Linked DNA regions of Homo sapiens: all the other regions are linked to region 2. Evidence: read pairs that join two places in POLR2A ChIA-PET (ENCODE). Cell type or tissue: MCF 10A. All regions are shown on one strand. Links, peaks and the distances in the headings refer to the core of each region. The heading gives the core; the rest is flanking DNA.

Region 1 (5,491 bases), core at 1,492-5,491, 210 kb before region 2:
CTAGAATGACAGGCACATACATCCCTGGGAGTCTACATTCTGCTGGCAACTCCAGCTGAGAACCCAAATCCCCGGAAGGATTCCAGGCAAGTGCTCACTCAGAAGAGCAGAACTAGAATGCACATAAAATAGCTCCATCACATGAGACCCCCCTGGGTCTTCTCATCCATGCCTCCCTTCTTTTCTTCCCCACGGCCCTATGCATTTTATCTGCCTTATTTGAGGGCTGAAAGAGTCATTTGCCTCAAAGGCAAACCTGAAAACTGTCAGAGCTCATCAGCACGGTGGCAATGCAGGCAGCCCCCAATTCCAGAACAAATTGGTAGCTAATGATGTTGGTTGGAATTTAATACCAACTTATCTATGAAAACCCTGCTAACCCAAGAAGTATCCAGCCAGTCAACCCACACAGCACATTTGCCTAGACTATCCCTGGTCAACCTTTACTCTAGGTTGTGCTGTTGGTAGGCACTAGCCACACATGGCTATTTAAATTAAATATGTTAATTACAATTAAATAAGTCAAACTAGCTACATTTCAAGTGTTCATAAGTGGCCTGTGTCTGCTCGATACCATAGTGAACAGAATAGGTCTAGAACATCTCCCTCCCCACAGAATGCTTGCTCTATTGGACAGCCCTGATCTAGACCCTAACCCCAAACTCCAGCACTGCAGAAGATAATATATTCCTTCACAGGTTAAACTCGGGGTGCCAGGGATACACCACTGCTCCCAAGGGAAATTAGTGAACACTGCAAGTGACTGGAAAGGGGCTGTGGAACCACCAGCTCCCAGTATGTACACTGGTTCTGACACTTCCTAACCATAAGACCATCACTGTTTGCCTCCACTGCCTCATCTGGAGCATGGGGACAGTGCCCTGTTCCCAGAGGTCTATAAGGGTCAAGTGAGATGATGCTCAGCACACTCAGTGCTCCTTCTGTCGCCTGCTAATGCTACCTGCCACATAGGGGTGGCTGGGATCCCCAACTCTAAGCAATCACCAAATGATTACCACAGTCTGGAAAAGAGTGGTGAAGGGCTGGAACAGGACTGGCGGTGGCAGAGGAGCAGTGGTGGGAAGGGTTCTGGTATGCCTGTGGCTTCAGTAGTCCACCCTGCTTTCTTCCATCTCTCATTTTGGTTCCTGCATTAGATTGATCTAAGGCCTCTAAGCATGAGGGTAAGTGCCCCAAATGCAAGCACTGGGAAAGGAAGGAGCAGAAGAAAAAGGAGGCTGGAAATTCCACAAGATGGTCCTAAGAATAGGAGAGGAGCCCCTGCACCATGGAGGAATCCATTCATTCATTCAGTAAACAATGGCTGAGCATTTTAGGACCTTATATTAGGCACCAAGGAGACACAGATGAATAAAACATGGACCCTGCCCTCAAGGCCTCCACAAACTAGTGGGTGAGACTAACAGAAAATAGATCAATGCACTTGTGTGGTCAGTGCTACAACATCAGAAAATCCAGTCGGTCTTGGGAGCTTAGACAACCAGATGGTGGGTAAAGGGGTCTTGAGAACAGGAAGTTAAAAAGGTTTTGGAGGTTTCCAAGAGATGGTGCTTGCACTAAATCTTTAAGACAGTGTAGAGAAGTGTTTTGAGCAAAGGAAACCGCAGGAACAAAGAACAAGGATATGGCACCTAAATACTCATGTCACTAGGTAGTTCCATAGAGCTGGGACCTTACAGGGAATTGATGAGAGATATGGATGGAGCATGCAGAACATAGGAAACCTGTTGTCATTTGTATGTAAAGAATGTTCATAAGTTAGGGATCACATATATTTTTTTAAATTAAAAACATATGCAAAGCATGAGCCTTGATTAGATACTGGATTACACAAACGTTAATGCACAGGTTGGGAAACTTTTTCTTAAAGAGTCAAATAGTAAAATATTTTAGACTTTGAGGAATATACAGCCTTTCTCCCAAATATTCAACTCTGCAGCTGTAGTGCAGAAGCAACCAGAGACAATATGTAAATCAATGAGTGGGACTGTGCTCCAATAAAACTTTATTTATGAAAACAAGCAGTGAGCAGGATTTGGCCCAAGTAGCCAAGCCTCACTATGAAGAACATCCTTGGGACCAGCAGGCAACTCTGACTGAGGATTGTAAGTAACACTATTGTATTGACATTAATTCCCCTGAGTGTGATAAATACATTGTGGTTCTGCAGGAGAATATCTCTGCTCTTGGGAGATGTCTTTCTTGAGAGGTGTCTTCGATCTGCAGAAGTGCTTAGAGGGCTTAATGGCTGTAACTAATTCTCAAATGGTTCAGGGAGATAACAAGTATATATAGAAAGAAAGATAAGAGAAATATGGCAAAATGTTAACAATGGTGAGTCTAGGTGAAGGATATACAGATGTTCCTTGCATTATTCTTGCAACTTTTTTGTAAACTTGAAATCTTTTGAAATAAAAAGTTTGGAAAAAATAGAAATTTGAGAAAATTCAGAGGAACAAAAGGTCCTGATGAACAGACCACTTTGAACCCCTTCCATTCTTCAGACCCCTCTGAAGTGACCTAGCACCGGCTTGTTTTTCTGCAGAGTGGATGTGAGTACATTTTGATTACGTGTTCCACCTTCCGTGATTAGTTGTGCACTACCAGAGAAGGTCATTTGAATGGGAAAATGAGTGCAGCTTCCTGGATCCTGCTTAGGCCTCTTTTTGCCTGAATTCCTGCTCTCCTTACCCAACAGCCTGGAGGACAGCTTCCTTTTGACATTCGGGCCTCAGAAGCTATGGAAGAACAAGCAGCCAGCCAGTATGGAATTTCCTGCAGGAGGTAGACTCAAGAGCAGCCAGGAGCAAAAGCAAGTCCTTAAGTGGCATTTGTCTGATCAAAGGCCACCTGGAAGCCTATAGGTGATTTATGTGAAGGTTTCTGCTGAGCCAGGAGCTGCTGACAAAGGTTAGCAGCAACACTTTTCCTAGTAACCTAGATCCAAATCTCTAATGATCCCATAGAGTGGGATTTCCTGATTCTTGACTTATTAGAAATCAATACCATCAAAAATACTAACACCTCCATTAAAGAAGGCATCCATTGATTTCCACTGGGAAGGTGGAGGCATTTGGAGGCTCGGTATCTTAAGGAGATTCAGTTTTGATTTTTCATCTGTCAAAGTAATACCATAATGTACAAAACATACAATTTCTGGCAAGTGGTGAGGGGAGGGTAGTAGGAATGACCATTCCAGCTCTCCTACCCTCCTGCTTCCCTGAAAAGCATAGTCTTAAAGCATTGTTCGTCAGCGGTGCTTCTTGGGCCCCTCTGGGCCCCAAACCCAGCCAGCCCCACCAGGAGATGCCCATCACTGCCTCTGCAAGCCAGCTCAGGTGCATATCCTCTTATGGAGGAGAAAAATGCAAACAGAAGTTACCCACAAGGGATACATGGCATTGTTTGGGAATCAAGGATCTGACTTTCTCAATGTCTCCAAGACTTAGGATCCAGAATTCTTAAAAAGTCTTTCTGTCTCCAAAGACTATGTCCTAGGGAGATAAACATCCTATATACCTAGGGAGATAAACATCCTATATATCTTCCACCAATCACCCCAAAACACCCATTCTGGTACAATGCATTCGTTAACAGTTACCACCCTCACCCTGTCTTTAAGAGAACTATATAACCCATCTCCCTTGCCTTGTGACTCACAAAGGCCTGGCCCCACTGCCAGGCATTGCCACGTGACTGATTTTGGCCAACAGAGTGTGAGCAGACATGAAGGATGCCAGGTCTGAACAGAAGTTGTAAATGTGACTATACAATTTGGCTCAGCCTCTTGCTGTTCTCAACCACAATAAAACAGGCAGATCACAAAACGAGAAAGTATGTGGAGCAGAACCACAGCCAACGCACAGCCCAGGTGACATAAGGAAGAAAGAAACTGTTGCTTTGTAAGCCACTGAGAGTTGAGGTTGTTTGTTATGCAGCCAGACTTCGCGACAACTGACTAATTACCCTTCAATACAGGAGTAGCAGGTAGCTCTGGGGAGTTGGCCAGCTCTTTGCACCTATGTCCTGTGGCTCCTATCACCCACCTAACAAAGCCCAGGCCTAGTTCCAATTTCACCATAACTCATTTTCCATCCATTTATACCCTAGGCTCCTTAAGAAGTGAATCTTCCCGGCAACACCCTTAGTTCATGACTCATCCTGCCAGTGACTCTGGTTAAGGGGGGAAAAAGGTAGGTTTAATGTTTCAGCAACGCCACTGGAGATCTCAGAGTAAAAATCACCCCCTTTTCCTCTCCTGGGGAGGCTCCACACCAAGAGCCAATGGAGACTCACTGTCTAAGATAGAGAGCAAGATGTACAGGAGAGGGCACTGGACTAGGAGTCTGGAGTTCTGGATTTGGATTCAGGCTAAGTCACTGGGCCATGTGACCCCCTTAAAACCACGGAGTCTCTAAGGGCCTGGGTGACCTAGTACAAGTCATTCCCTCTGTCTAAACTGATCAGTGGTTTTCAAACCCAGCATTGGTTTCCTTGGAGATGTCTTAGCCGATAGCTGAGATGAGAAGAAGCCTGTGGCCAATATAACCTCATCCCCTGCTTCTGCCAGATGGGCTCTGTTTTGATCTACTGTACAAATTCGGTTTCTAGGTAAGATGTTGCTTAGCCAAGAATCCCATAGCTAAATGCATTTCAAAATCACTGATCAGGTGATCTCTGAGGGCCTTTCCAGATCTGACACATGCTGATCCTCCCTGATGCCTGACTTCTTGTATATTCTGTGGCCACCCACTTCCTTGCCATTGTAGTCAAGGATTTACTAACACCCAGAGGGCACCCAGTAGTGAATGACTGACAAGCAAGAATGTAACAAGGTAGATTCACAACAACTCAACCAAGAGTTATAAAACAGCTTCCTCTATTTCTCCAAGGTGATTATTAGATTTTGGAAGGCTGAAGGGAAAAAAAAAAAAAAAAGCAGTTCAGAGACACCATCAAGGAAGTGAGCTCAATGTTTTAGCTTTCTACTTGTGGTTTATCTTCTGCCTTGAGTATCTGGGTAAGACCACCACTTGCCCCCACCCCAATACCCCAAGCTGGAAAAAGGTTCTTTGGAGTGAGATTCACACTTTTAGATCACTAAATACAGCCAACATGTCCTGGAAACCATCTCATGTTTATCACATCCTCTGGGAATTCTAAGAAATTCTGATCTCAGAGGGCTTGCAGACCATGGAACCTCTGCCCAAGGGGCTGGGAGCTTTTGGTTTCCCAAAGCCTCGTTTGAGTGGACCCATATTCTATCATAGGAGAACAAGGCCAAGTTCACTAAACCAAGGGCTATGTCCCATCTGCCTGGGCAAACTGTCCTTCCTGAAATGGCTGAACAATACCCAATGTGACAGGAATCCATCCATTCTTCCACCCAGCACTAACCATGGGACCCCAGAGCAGGACTAGGGTTGACTATGACCTACGTCCAAGTTGCTGGTAAGTAGGCAAGCAGTGA
Region 2 (8,112 bases), core at 2,538-6,537:
AGTTTCTGCAATTGACTAGCTGAGGTGTCATTGTCTGGGTAAACGTTTGGTCTGCCTCACTTGAGTATAAGTCCCTTGAAAACAGAAACCATGTCTTACTCATCGTTGTGCCTTTGGTGCTTTACAGGATACCTGGCAGACTGGTGACTGTCATTATAACAGATATTCTAAAATGGTGACCTTAGGTGGGCTTCAAGGGGGCGTGCAAATCCTCCCAAAACTATACACATTATTTTGTGTGTCTGTATATTGGGCATCTTCCTCTTGGAGAGGGTCTATAACTTTGATCAAGTCCTCAAAGAGCTCTGTGACCCAAAAAACGGTTGGGAGCAACTGCTCTAGAAATTTGTTGTCTTCATAAATGTTTCTGACTCTTAGTTTCTGTTTTTATCCCTTCTCTAAGTACCAACTTCCTACATAAAAAAGGACAAGGTCAACAACATTAAATGGACACTTTGAGCATTATTCATTTTATTTGTAGTAAAAGCCCAACATATAAATTCAGCTATGAGTCTAAGTTATGCTGAAACACTGAAAGACATTTTCCCTGCCCATAACTGACCTCATTCTCTGGTAACACATCCCATTTCAGAACCTACTCTCTAATAGCTGATGCTTCTATGAGAATGTAAATCAATTTTAATTTGGACTTTAGCTTCTGCAGCAAGTGCCTTTGAAGAAGCACCTTCCTAAGAATGCCAACTTGCACCTTTACAGCCTGATAATTGGGATAGAGGCTTGACTGCCACCCATTTCCTTTCTATGAGGATGTGGGGGGTAGCGTTTCTGGGAAACTGACACCTTCGCCAAACATTAAGAGATATTATATTGTTCAAACTTAGCCTAAAGAAGGAACTTGTGCCACTTCTGCATGCCAAAGCAGTCTGGGGGATGTGGTTTGGATGCCAAACTATTGGATTTTCTATGATATCCCGATGGTTTAGGGGGACTACATAAGTGATTGTTGGCTGGGCGCAATGGCTCATGCCTGTAATCCCAGCACTTTGGGAAGCCAAGGCAGGTGGATTGCTAGAGGTCAGGAGTTGGAGACCAGCCTGGCTAACATGCCAAATGCCGAAACCCCGTCTCTACTAAAAATACAAAAATTAGCTGGGTGTGGCGGCAAGTGCCTGTAGTTCCAGCTACTTGGGAGGCTGAGGCAGGAGAATCACTGGAACCTGAGAGGCGGAGGTTGCAGTGAGCCAGGATAGTGCCACTGCACTCCAGCCTGGGTGACAGAGCAAGACTCTGTCCAGAAAAAAAAAAAAAAAGAGAGAGAGAGAGAGATTGTTTAAAAATGGGACTATCCTGGAAAATCTGGAATATATGTGTCCTGGAGGAAGAAAATGTCTCCTGACCTCAAGAAAATGTGCAGTCTAGTTGGGTTGATAGTATGCACACACAAGAAAAAAATAAACCTACTTGACAAAGGAACAAGGCAGTGAATGTTCAGTGTAAGGTAAATTATTCAGATAAGGGGAAGGGAGGGTGAAGGAATTCAGAGAAAAAAGCTGCCACTAGGCAGGAAAGCGTTCACAGAAAAATATGCATAAATAAGGGGCAAAGACAAGGAATTAACATACTATGAACATCGTGCTCTCATATTTAACTTCATCCTTATGCCTCAAACATTTAGAGAGTGCCTACTATGTGCCAGATACAACATCAGGTGATTTTACGTATATTATCTGTTAATCCTCACAACTATATATGAGGTAGGGATTATTCTTCTCATTTCATGAATGAGAACTGAAGCTCAGAAAGGGTAAATAACTTTCCCAGAACACACAGCTAGTAAATGGCTGAGCCAGAATGAAAACCCAGGTCTCTCTGACTCCGAAGACTACATTCTTTCTATACCACAGTGTCCATAAAAAGCTACTAAGACAAAGTGGATGAACCTCAAAAACATTATGCTAAGTAGAAGAAGCCAGGCACAAAACGTCATGTATTGTATGATTCTATTTATATGAAATATCCAGAGTAGGTAAATCCATAGAGACAGAAAGCAGACCAGTGTTTGCCAGGGACCTGGGAAAGCGGTGAAAGGCAAATGACTGCTTAATGGGTACAGTTTCCTTTGAGGGTGATAAAAATGACTTGGAACTAGACAGAGATGATGGTTGCACAACTACTGAATTACTAAATGCCACTGAATTGTACACTTTAAATGGTTAACTGTTAATTTTATGTTATGCAAATTTTACCTGTATTTTTAAAAGCTATTAGAAAGGAGAGTTTGAGGAGACAAAACCAGGGAAATGGAACACTCATCATATTTGGGGAACAATGAGGAGACTGAGCCAAGTGGAGCAGCACGAAGAGCCAACATTTTCTTCTCAGCTCAGATGAAGAATTTGGGTAAAAGTGTGAGTAACTTTCCTTAGTTTAGAGTGAGAGAATTCCCAGGCACAGACACCTGCCTTCCTTAATCACAGAAAGAGCTGCCCTAGCTGGTCCAAAATGCCTCTGGTTGCATTTTGGTGTTAGGAGGGGTGAACGCCACCTCTCCTGTGGGTCTCCTAAATTCAGCAGACACAGTATTCTGCTTGAGCATTCCCAAGTGATTCCTCAATCTACGAAATGTGGTTATTTCTTGGTTACTGAGGGGCAACTCTAAATCTCTGTAAACCTGAAATACGTGGAATCATCTCTTTACTAATGAGGGTGCGCAACCGGCCATCCTGCATCTTATCTCCTGTGGGCTGGCTTTGATCTTGGCATTGAGGGTGCAGCAACTCTCAGGAAGGGTCTCAGGAGCCACTTGAGATATTTGATTGTCTTTACTGCCTCTTATGTGAGATGTAATAGGCACTAAAGCAACTCATGTGGATGGGAACTTCCGCAGGCCAAGGCACACCCCCAGTCAAGGGTCTGCCATCCAAGCTGCAGCAAGCCTGGCACAGACCTACCTCAGAGCATCACTTTCCTTCCAAGCTCTTTGGGAAATGTTTGCCTTCACTCCACACGCTCCTCTCAGATGTACACGCACCATTGACGGTGGCTTCTATTTACTCAGAGTTTCACTGTGCAAACGAATCTTTTCAAAGCCCTGCAGCCTTTCTGGCAGCAAGAAGGAGGCAGCATATGTGAGTGGGCTCTACTGCTTTCCCTCCCTTCCCCAGTGCCTGGGACGTGGCTGCCCTGGTCGGCCTGTAGCGCAGTTTCCTCCATAGAATAGGCTCTGCTCCTGGAAGGTGTCTACTGAGTGGGTCTGGGATACAAGAACTAGCCTCTTCAGCTGCCCGCTCATGCCCATTATTGGGGTAATGGTAGTGCCCAGAAAGGGTGCTTCCCACAGACCAGTTCAGAGTTTTGCATGGTGTCAACTATGATGCTGAAAGTCACATTCTGTGTAGGATCCAGTAAGAATTCTACAAGGTGTCCTGTGCAGTGGTGCACATAGGATTCCATCCAGTGCCTAATGCATTATCCACTCAAGTGCTCTATGCAGTGACCACCCTCAGCCCAGGGAGTTATAAGGTAGTGCTGCCTGGGCAATGACCAGTGAGATGACCTCAGCCATCCCAAACATACAATCTGGCCAAGAGTTCTATGCCATGCTCAGCTCAATTCCCCACAGAGTGCTCCAAGCTAAGCCCAGCATGAGGTCTGACACTGTGCTGAATATAATTCCTAGTGCCCAATGAGTGCCCACTGGATGCCCTTCAAGGTGGCCAATGAATGGACTTCACACCCCAGTGAGTGACACACCTGGGAAGTTCTCTCTTGCCCAAACCCCCCCTGCTAGGGAGAAGTAGGACCACCCCTCTGACCTCCTGATAAATCTCAACCTCACTGCCAGCCTCTCCACAGGCTCTTGGTGTCTTTAAAAAGCCACACAATATTATTTTATCTAAACAAGCAACTTGCTCTAAACCTGAAGCCAACCAAGAAAACATAAAACCCGAATACTAACATAACAAAGTTTTATTTTGAGATTCTTTTTTACATCTTTTAAAAGCAAGGTGTAGTACATGCTTATTATAACACAAAACATGACAAGCAAATAGTACAGGAACCTATTACATAGAAAGTGAAATTCCCTGTTTCCTTTCCTCTCTCTCCCATCTCCCATCAATCCCTCTTTCTAGAATTAACTACCATTTATTTGGTTTGCATCCTTTTGGGTCTGTTCCATGCATTACTCAGACATTTACATTACATGCATTTAACTCTTTTTTATACATATGAGCTGATACTGATGCATTCTTCTGAAACCTGCTTTTTTCATTTAATATAATGTGATAATGTGGTCACCTCTCCATGTCTATGCATACGTATTTACTTCCTCACCTTTAGTTAATGCATATTATTCCATAGTACAAAGGTACTTCCAGTTTTTTAACCAGTCCTCTGTTGATGGCATTTAGACCATTTCCACTTTTTCACTGCCACAAACAACATTGCAATTACCATCTTTTATGTACTGATAATTCTGCAAAATCACCCTCTGAAAAGATTGTAACAATTTACACTTCTTCATGATGAGCACAGTAGAAATCTTTCCCTTGCTTCTGGAAAGCCATTAATCGACTCCACTTTAAGAAATGCAGGAGGCAGAAGGTTGCCAACGCAAGCTGCATGTCCCTTCTGTCTATTCAGAATGGAACTGCCTGTTCTCACTGGGCTTGGGTGTGGTCCCTTTGTCTTGCAATATGCAAGCTGGAGCCCAGTCCTTGGCATGCTCTCCCAGCTGCCAGGTGTGAGGACCTGCCCTCAGTGCACAGGAGGCAGGCTCAGCTTACATGGTGATAAGGTCTCATTCACAGAGAAGCAGGCTTCACTCACATGGGATCAGGCTTCACCCACATGGAACCAGGCTTCACACACATGGAATCAGGCTTCATTCACATGGTAATCAGGCTTCACTCATATGGGATCAGGCTTCACTCACATGGAACCAGGCTTCACCCACATGGAACCAGTCTTCATTCACATGGTAATCAGGCTTCATCATGTGGGATCAGCCTTCATTCACATGGGATCAGCCTTCATTCACATGATGATCAGGCTTCACTCACATGGAGTCAGCCGTCAATCACATGGGATCAGGTTTCACTCACATGGAATCAGGCTTCACTCACATGATGATCAGGCTTCACTCACATGATGATCAGGCTTCACTCACATGGAGTCAGCCGTCAATCACATGGGATCAAGTTTCACTCACATGGAATCAGGCTTCACTCACATGATGATCAGGCTTCACTCACATGATGATCAGGCTTCACTCACATGGAATCAGGCCTCAGTCACATGGGAACCACTGTAGGATCAGGTTTCACCCACATGGGGTCAGGCGTGGCTCACATGGTGATCAGAGTTTGCAGTGTTTCTGCTTCTGCTGCCCCATGACTATCTCGAGAGATCCCTTGAGTGATGCAGGGATCCCTAAATGAGCACAGAGCCATTGGTCATCCCTAATTTCCATAGAACAGTCTTTCTGTCTATCTGACAGGCTCTAGGTCCCTGGCTTTCCCTTTAGTTCCCCACTTGGACTGGAGCCCAACTGACCAGGGCTCCGCCCTCTTCTCTTTGCTCCCTCCAGCTCAGCACCAGCCTTGGTGCCAGCACCCCCACTGACAATGATGGTGAGATTCTTGAGATTCATGCCACTCTCTCACTCCTCTACCTTCTGTTCTGGACTGGGTCAGAACTACCTCATTCTCCAGAATTGGGGATTTGGACAACTGAGCAGTCCCGCTTTTATCATAGCTGCCCAAGCATCTCTCTGCCAGCCTGTGCTTCCCACCTCGTGCAGTGCCAGGAACCAGGATGTCTCATGGCTGGCTTTATCTCACATTTCACTCATTCATTCAACAAATCTTTATGATATGCCACTGTACACCATGCACATTTTCTACCAAACTGTAAATGTCCTAAAATAACTACATACGTATCAAGTTCTGTGTTTCTTTTGTAATATGGATGGCAAGTTATTGAAATTTTATGAATTCATTACTATAAACCGGATACAGTTCAGTCCTCTTTCTGGAATAAATGCACTTCTAGACAGTTACCACTATAGCACTCTATCCCATCCCACTGATTGTATAATAAAAGTCAACATGTATTAAGTACTCTTCAAGTTTGGTCCAAGAGGCATACATGTGTTCGTTTAAATCCCCACCAGAACAACCCTATAAGTACCATTGTTATCACCATTTTACAGGTGATGATCTGAAGTTAAATGAGTCACCTGAGTTCACACAGACTGGAAGGAACAGAGCCAGGATCCAAATCCAGACATTTGACATCAGGGCTTACACTCTTTTTTTTTTTTTTTTTTTTTGAGATGGAGTCTCGCTCTGTCACCAGGCTGAAGTGCAGTGGTGCAATCTCGGCTCACTGCAACCTCCGCCTCCTGGGTTCAAGTGATTCTCCTGCCTCAGCCTCCTGAGTAGCTAGGACTACAGGCACCCACCACCATGCCTGGCTAATTTTTGTATTTTTAGTAGAAACTAGGTTTCACCGTGTTGGCCAGGATGGTCTCGATCTCTTGACCTCAGGTGATCCACCTGCCTTGGCCTCCCAAAGTGCTGGGATTACAGGCGTGAGCCACTGTGCCACTGCGGCCTCCCACACTGTTCATTGTTATGGCATTCTGCACCTCCATAGTGGTTCTCTACATGAGTTCCGTGGGCAGAAAACCAAAAAACTCATCAGGGGCAGCTTTGGGAAAGCCTGAAAGATAAAAGGGACAGAACCTAAAATGAGAGCAACAGTTCTGAGCTGTGACCAGTGAGATACCTTGGCGGGCTCAGTGATCTGCAGATGGCAGGGCAGGGCATTTTGTCCAGCATTTTCCAGTGATGCCATGTGGTAGATCCTCAGAGGCCACTGCAGAGGCATGGAGATTTCAGCTTCATCCTGCTGCCAAGAGTCCTACTGATGAGCAGTGGCCATCCAGACTTACTATTCCTTCAACTCCAGTCATCTCTAAGCTTGTCTGCATGGGGGCTACTAAGAGCTCACTGTGAGAACGAAGGTCAAGGACTCTGGGGTCAAAGTGTCTGGACCTATTCACCTCCTGGCTGTACCACTTCATAGATGTGAGATAAGTTACTAAACATATCTGTGCCTCAATTTTCTCAGGTATAAAATGGGGACAATAATAGTATCTTTCTCAGAGAGTTGTTGTGAGAGTTTATCTAATGAAATGTGTATAAAGTACTGAAAACGTCAATAAATACTATTTTTATGACTTCCCAAGGGCCTGCTGACCACTCTGGAACAGTTGAGGCAGTGAACATAGAGCCATGACCACAGACTTGCTAGGTGTTACAAGTTACTTAGTAGGTGTTACAAGGCACATCCAGAACAGGGGAAGGTGGCAACAGAATGGCATGAAAATAACTATATTAGTTTTCTAGGGCTGCTGAAACAAAGTCCAAAAACTGAGTGGTTTAAACCAGGGGTCCCCAACCCCCAGGCAACAGACCAGTACCACTCTAAGTTACATGCTCCTTATAAGAATCTAGGCCGGGTATGGTGGCTCACACCTATAATCTCAGCACTTTGGGGGGCAGAGGCAGGGGGATCACGAGGTCAGGAAATCGAGACCATCCTGGCCAACATGGTGAAACCCCATCTCTACTGAAAATACAAAATTTAGCTGGGCGTGGTGGTGCATGCCTGTAATCCCAGCTACTCGGGAGGCTGAAGCAGGAGAATCTCTTGAACCCGGGAGGCGGAGGTTGCGGTGAGCCAAGATCACGCCACTGTACTCCAGCCTCAGCGACAGAGTAAGACTCTGTCTCCCAAAAAAAAAAGAATCTAATGCCTGATGATCTGTCCCTGTCTCCTATCACCCTCAGATGGGACCACCTAGTTGCAGGAAAACAAGCTCAGGGCTCCCACTGATTCTACCTTATGGTGAGTTGTATAATTATATCATTATATATTAAACGTGATAATAATAGAAATAAAGTGCATAATAAATGTAATGTGCTTGAATCATCTTGAAACCATTCCCCTGCAACCCCCCAACCCTGGTGAAAAAATTATCTTTCATAAAACCAGCCCGTGGTGCCAAAGAGGTTGGGGACTGCTGGTTTAAACAACAGAAATTCATTGTCCATGGTTTGGAGGCTGAAAGTCTAACATTAG
Region 3 (5,491 bases), core at 1,492-5,491, 200 kb before region 2:
TTGATGAGTATAAGTACAGAGCAGAAGAGAAGGCCAGTACAACAGGCAGGCCTCACAGAATCACCAAGGAGCACTGGCTGTGGCCAATGTGACAGATTCATTTTCATCCGGGTACACAAAGACTCTAAACAGAGCCAGGTGCTGGTCATGTGTGATTCCTGCCTTCTGGGGATGCCTGCCAGGATTTTCTGCTTCCCTCGCCCACCTGTAATAGCTGCTGCATTTCCTGCTATTTTTGAGGTAAACACTGATCCAAGCAAGGACAGGGGCACGCTACAGTGAGACCCCAGCTGACCTCCCCTCCTCCTCCCCTGCCCCCTCCCCATGACACCCCCAGCCCTTGGCAGGACTTGGTCACCTGCTGCACTCACAGAGCAGGGCTCCTGAAGGGTGCAGCTTGTTATTAATTCAACAGGGGCTGCCGAGTGGGCACTTTATCCCGCCTGGCTCCTGCTACCCACTCCTGGCTAAGCTCACAGACGAAGAGAAATTCTCCATCCAGGGGCCTAAAAAGAATGCATGTGGCTGCTGCATCTTTAGCAGGATAGAAGCAGCCAGGCAGGGAGAGGTTGTGCTTATTCCTAAAAGGGTGGTCACTCTCCACATGCTGGGAGCCTCTTTTCTTTGAGACCCACAGGTGACCAGCCATTCACATTCAACATCTAATTATTGAAAGTCCACCAGATGTCAGGCATCTGGTATACCAGATAGGGGGCTAAAGAGGACAAAGTCCCTGCCCCCAGGATGTTTACAGTTTACTGGAAGAGAAAGACAACAAATGAGTAATCTAGTATTTCCTAGTATACATGAGGTTCCATGTATACTGTGTATTAGGAAAAACCAAGCAGAGGCAGTGGGAAAGAGTAGAATGGGCTGCTAGGGAAAGCCTCCCTGGAGAGGTGACATATGGGGAAGAGGGCTGAACAAAGTGAAGAGGGCATTCCCGAAAGAGGAAAGAGCAGGCAAAGGCTCTGAAGCAGGAACAAAGCTGATGTGTTTGAGAACAGCACAAGCTGATGGGTCAGAGCAGAATGAGAGGCTTCAGAGAGTGGAGGGAGAAAAGGGCAGGGAGCTGGGCATGGCCAGGAGGCAAAGGGCCTTTGTTCCCAATCATTCACTGCCCCTCCCTATAAGAGGGCTATGCATGCCTGTCCGTTGCCCCGTGGCTTGCAGTGCTATCCAGTGGGGGATTCTGTGTCCCATCCCACAGTGACAATGAGTGACTGTCTCACTTGCTTGGACCACTGGAATAGGAGCAGAAGTGATAAACATGCACCAATTTGAGAAGAAGCTTTAAGAGCCATTATGACTTACAGCTATTGTTCTCTTTTCCTCTGCCACAAGATGGAAACAATAGCTGCTCCCTCAGCCCAGTTCCTGGATTGTAGATATCGTGTGAAGCAGCGCAGACTTTCAGTATGCAGTAGAAATACACATTGAGGGCTAAAAGCCTTTGTGATGTTGCTCCAGCATAACCCAGTGGAAACTAACCAACACAGCCTTTCAGCCCTCATCAAAGGTGATGCAACTTATTCTTCCTACAATTAATAATCATTACAGGGCTTTAGGAAGTAAGCATTTTTAAAAGATTACTCTAGTTGTTGAGTGAAGAACGGACCCACATCAGCTGCACCTCTTTCTCCAACTCCTCACCACAGCCACAGAGCACAGCCACTGCCACACACACCCCACAGAAGTGGTTGTCATGGTCCTGCAGAGAGGAAGATCTAAGATTTCCCTGAACCATCCTATTATCCCCCATGCTATTTTTATATCCCAAAATGAGAGGCATGGGACTCTAAGTCCTGCCAACACTCAACTCAGGAAGGTCGTTCATGTGCTCTTCCATAAAAACCAGGAGGGCCAGCAAAGCCTGGTGCTTTCCAGCTCTTTCCTGAGAAGTTACACTCAATTTGTCCCTTTAATGAGGTTTTTCCACAGCAGCACAGAACCAGTCTCCTGCTGAGTTATTGGTCAGGGAACACAAAGCCAATTCCACCCTGGTCTCCTATTTCTGGCAAGACCATCCTGGGGCTATTTCTCAAAGCAGCTGGTCCTTCTAGATGCTAGCCCTCTGTGTGCACACTTATATCTCATAATGGATGGTGACCTATCAGATGCCTTTGGGTCCTCCAGAGCAGCTGACCAGTGCCAAGTACATAGGAGGAGCTCAATTCATACATTCTGAATGAATGAAGAAATGTAGACTATCTGAATCCATAGGTGAAAATAAAATCCACGGGGTAAAAAGGTTTCTAGCTCTGTTTCTGGCTGGAAAGTGCACGAAAGCTGAGTTTAATCAATAAATAAGAGTTGTAGCTACTAAATTCCTCTCCACCTGGCCCCAGCAAAGGATACATTTACATCTCATTCCCCAAATGTAGGACATCCAAAGACCAGAGGTCCCATGAGACGCCACTTCTTCAAATGCCGACATTTTGAAGAACACACACCAAGATATTTCCAAAGCCCTGACCACATACGTGGTCAGGGAAAATGCTTAAAGCTTCAGCTCCTTTCAGAAAAGCAAAAATCAAACCAGACTTATAGCACTATCGGCCAGTAATGGTTAAGCTCACATGATGTGCAAGGCATTCACTGGGCTAGGAGGGAGAAATAAAGAAATAGCCCTGTCTGCAAGGAGCAGATGATCTCAATATCATTATAAGGCCCAAATAAATGAATTATGGTCTTAGACAAGTCAACGGCTCCCCACAAGATGAAAGCACAAGGTCACACTCAATGAAATAGAGATGAACTGAATTCTTGTGAGGACATAGGAATTCGAAAAGGAATGGCATCATGAGCTGGGCTGGCTGGAGACAGATTTAAGCTTTGAAAACTGTGGTCAAGCAGAAAAGAGATAAGAGGACATACGGAGAGAAGTAAAAAGGGGAAGTAGAAGAAGCGGCCCCTGAGATTCCAGGGAACTTGGTTCCAAATGGTAGGACAAGTGGGCCAGCGGCAATAAAATTAGAGCAAAGTGTCCTTCCAGCAGCTGGGGACAGGAAGCTCGAGGATAGACACTGACCTATGCCAGGAAAGGCCTGGAAGTTATGTCCAGGGAAGAAGAAAAATAAATAAATAACACCTTGCAAACACAAGGGGACAGTTTGTATTTTAAAGTCTTGGAAAAGTAAATCAAAGTAAACAGGAACCTTGGAGCCATCAGGTTACTGTTGGAAAGCTGATGGGAGATGCCGTAAGAGAAATGGGTTCCTATTCTCCAGTGCATTTCAACTGGCCATATTCTCAGCAGTGAATGATGGAGGCAGAGCTCAGAGAAGCACGTCTGAACACGTAAGGACCGAGAGGCGAGTCTTCAGTGAAACACCCACAGAGAGCCGTTTGCCCCTTGAGATTCCTGAGGAGTGTGGAGAGCAAAGAAGCAAACCCAATGAGTCACAGTGTAAATTATTCCTATTAGTCAGTGCTATCTTATAAGCACACATACACATAAAGCACTTCTGCTGCAGACTGAAGTATGAAGGTTGTCTCAAGAGAAAGAGCTTATACAATCGAGGTGGACAATGAACTACGTACTTTTTTCATGAAACACTATTTTCACTTAAAAGAACAACTGATGAACAAATCATAATTATTCATACTTGGGAATTTGGTGAACTTTTCTCAAAGTCTTGTCACTCCAAGGAAAATAAGTGATAATATTTTTCCCCAGTGATAAAATCCAAGCTTTTAAGGAAAATTTATAATTATGGAAAACTTGCCTCCACCACTATGAGCTTGACGGCTTCCCAACACCTAAAGACTTCTGATGATATAAATGGTAATATTAATGGAAGTGATTTTTCACACTGTATAATAAAATATGTCCACATTTAGAAGATCTGCCTAACTCTGTGAGCTTATCCTTTCCAAATGACTAATGTATAATATTACAAAATCATGCTTGGATAAAAGATATAAGCAAAGTACAAGGCAGACCACAGATTTTGATGTAACAGAATATAAAACATTTACTGATGTGGTTTCAGATTTCACTCCAACTTCTAGAAACTTATCACTTGTCCAGTTTGGGTGTAGTATCAAAGAAGAATATCCATAATTATCTGAAAATATTAAAATACTCCTTCTTTTCCCATCTACATATATCTGTGAAGAAAAATCTTTTTTTTTTTTTTTTCCGAGATGGAGTTTTGCTCTTATTGCCCAGGCTGGAGTACAATGGCGTGATCTTGGCTCACCACAGCCTCTGTCTCCCAGGTTCAAACGATTTTCCTGCCTCAGCCTCCGGAGTAGCTGGGATTACAGGCATGCGCCACCACGCCTGGCTAATTTTGCACTTTTTGTAGAGATGGGGTTTCTTCCATGTTGGTCAGGCTGGTCTCGAACTCCCGACCTCAGGTGATCCGCCCACCTTGGCCTCCCAAAGTGCTGGGATTACAGGCATGAGCCACCGCGCCCGGCCGAAAAATCTTTTTCATACTTCAACCAAAACAACATATCACAACAGGCTGAATGCAGAAGTAAATGTGAGACTCCATTTTTCTTCTATCAAACCAGGTATCAAAAAGATTTGTGAAAATAGAAAACAAGGCCACTCTTCTCAATAAGTTTTTTTTTTTTTTTTTTTTTGGCTGTTGCTTTGGAAACTGCAATAGACTGAATGTTTGTGGCCCCCCACCCACACACAAAAGAAGTCACATGCTAAAATCCTAACCCAGGGAGGTGGGGCCTTCGGGAGGTGATTTGGTCATGAGGGTAGAGCCCTCATGGGTGGGATTTGTATCCTTACGAAAGAGAGCCCAGAGAGCTTTCTTATCTCTTCCACCATGTTAGGATGGAACAAGAACGTGGTGGTCTGTGAACCCGGCAGTGGGCCCTTACCAAATGCTGAATCTGCTGGCCCCTTGATCTTGGACTTTCCGGCCTCCAGAACTGTGAAAAATAAATTTCTATTGTTTATAAGCCATGCCATCTAGGGTATTTTATTATAGCAGTCTGAATGGACTAAAACAAATTGTACCAAGAGTCTGTAGTTCTTTTTCACAAAAAGTGTGCTACTTATGTTAATTTATGTAATTGGGTTTATTATTGCCATTGTTAAATAAAATAATTATTTTGAAATTTTCTCAGTTTAAATTTCTATTGTGGCAAATATTAACTGATACAACCTATAGCAACAAAACTCCCTTGGGGTTTTCAATAATTTTTACAAGCATAAAGGAGTCCTAAGACCAAAAAGTTTGAAAACTTCTGGCTTAAACTATAGCTAAAAGATAGGAAATTCTACCTGTTCAGGGCCCAGCATCCATAACTAGCCCCAGTTTCAGCCTCTGTGAAGTGAGATCTTCCCTGTTGACAGGCAGAAACCACCAGGAACCCTTTTGCTTAGGCTGTAGTCAGGACATAGTTGATCTTTTAAAAAAAATAAAACGTTTCAGCATTTATATTTAGCTGGTATGCACTGGTTCCACCATATCAGTTCTTAAAATACTGAAATAGGCCGGGCTTGGTAGCTCATGCCTGT

The links. Peaks named below come from ENCODE experiments on the same cell type or tissue, not always from the same donor. Only the 100,000 strongest peaks of a DNase experiment are listed, where the experiment ranks them.
Region 1: POLR2A ChIA-PET joins it to region 2 with 5 read pairs; 1 of 35 experiments calls an interaction of 5 or more read pairs at or near these places.
Region 3: POLR2A ChIA-PET joins it to region 2 with 6 read pairs; 1 of 35 experiments calls an interaction of 5 or more read pairs at or near these places.

Annotation. Positions count from the first base shown.
Region 1 is chr11:11,564,305-11,569,795 of GRCh38, forward strand. The region is part of intron 1 of GALNT18 (polypeptide N-acetylgalactosaminyltransferase 18); the gene reads right to left. Among named protein-coding and RNA genes, the nearest start is that of GALNT18-AS1, 2.9 kb to the right of the region's middle. RefSeq lists an enhancer at 3,698-3,747. In MCF 10A, for the core only: no CTCF peak of the experiment used is centred there; DNase peaks (open chromatin) are centred at 3,727, 4,157 and 4,737.
Region 2 is chr11:11,778,059-11,786,170 of GRCh38, forward strand. It overlaps MIR8070 (microRNA 8070), which reads right to left and starts at 5,164; the gene lies at 5,077-5,164. In MCF 10A, for the core only: no CTCF peak of the experiment used is centred there; a DNase peak (open chromatin) is centred at 4,663.
Region 3 is chr11:11,581,227-11,586,717 of GRCh38, forward strand. The region is part of intron 1 of GALNT18 (polypeptide N-acetylgalactosaminyltransferase 18); the gene reads right to left. Among named protein-coding and RNA genes, the nearest start is that of GALNT18-AS1, 14 kb to the left of the region's middle. In MCF 10A, for the core only: no CTCF peak of the experiment used is centred there; a DNase peak (open chromatin) is centred at 3,355.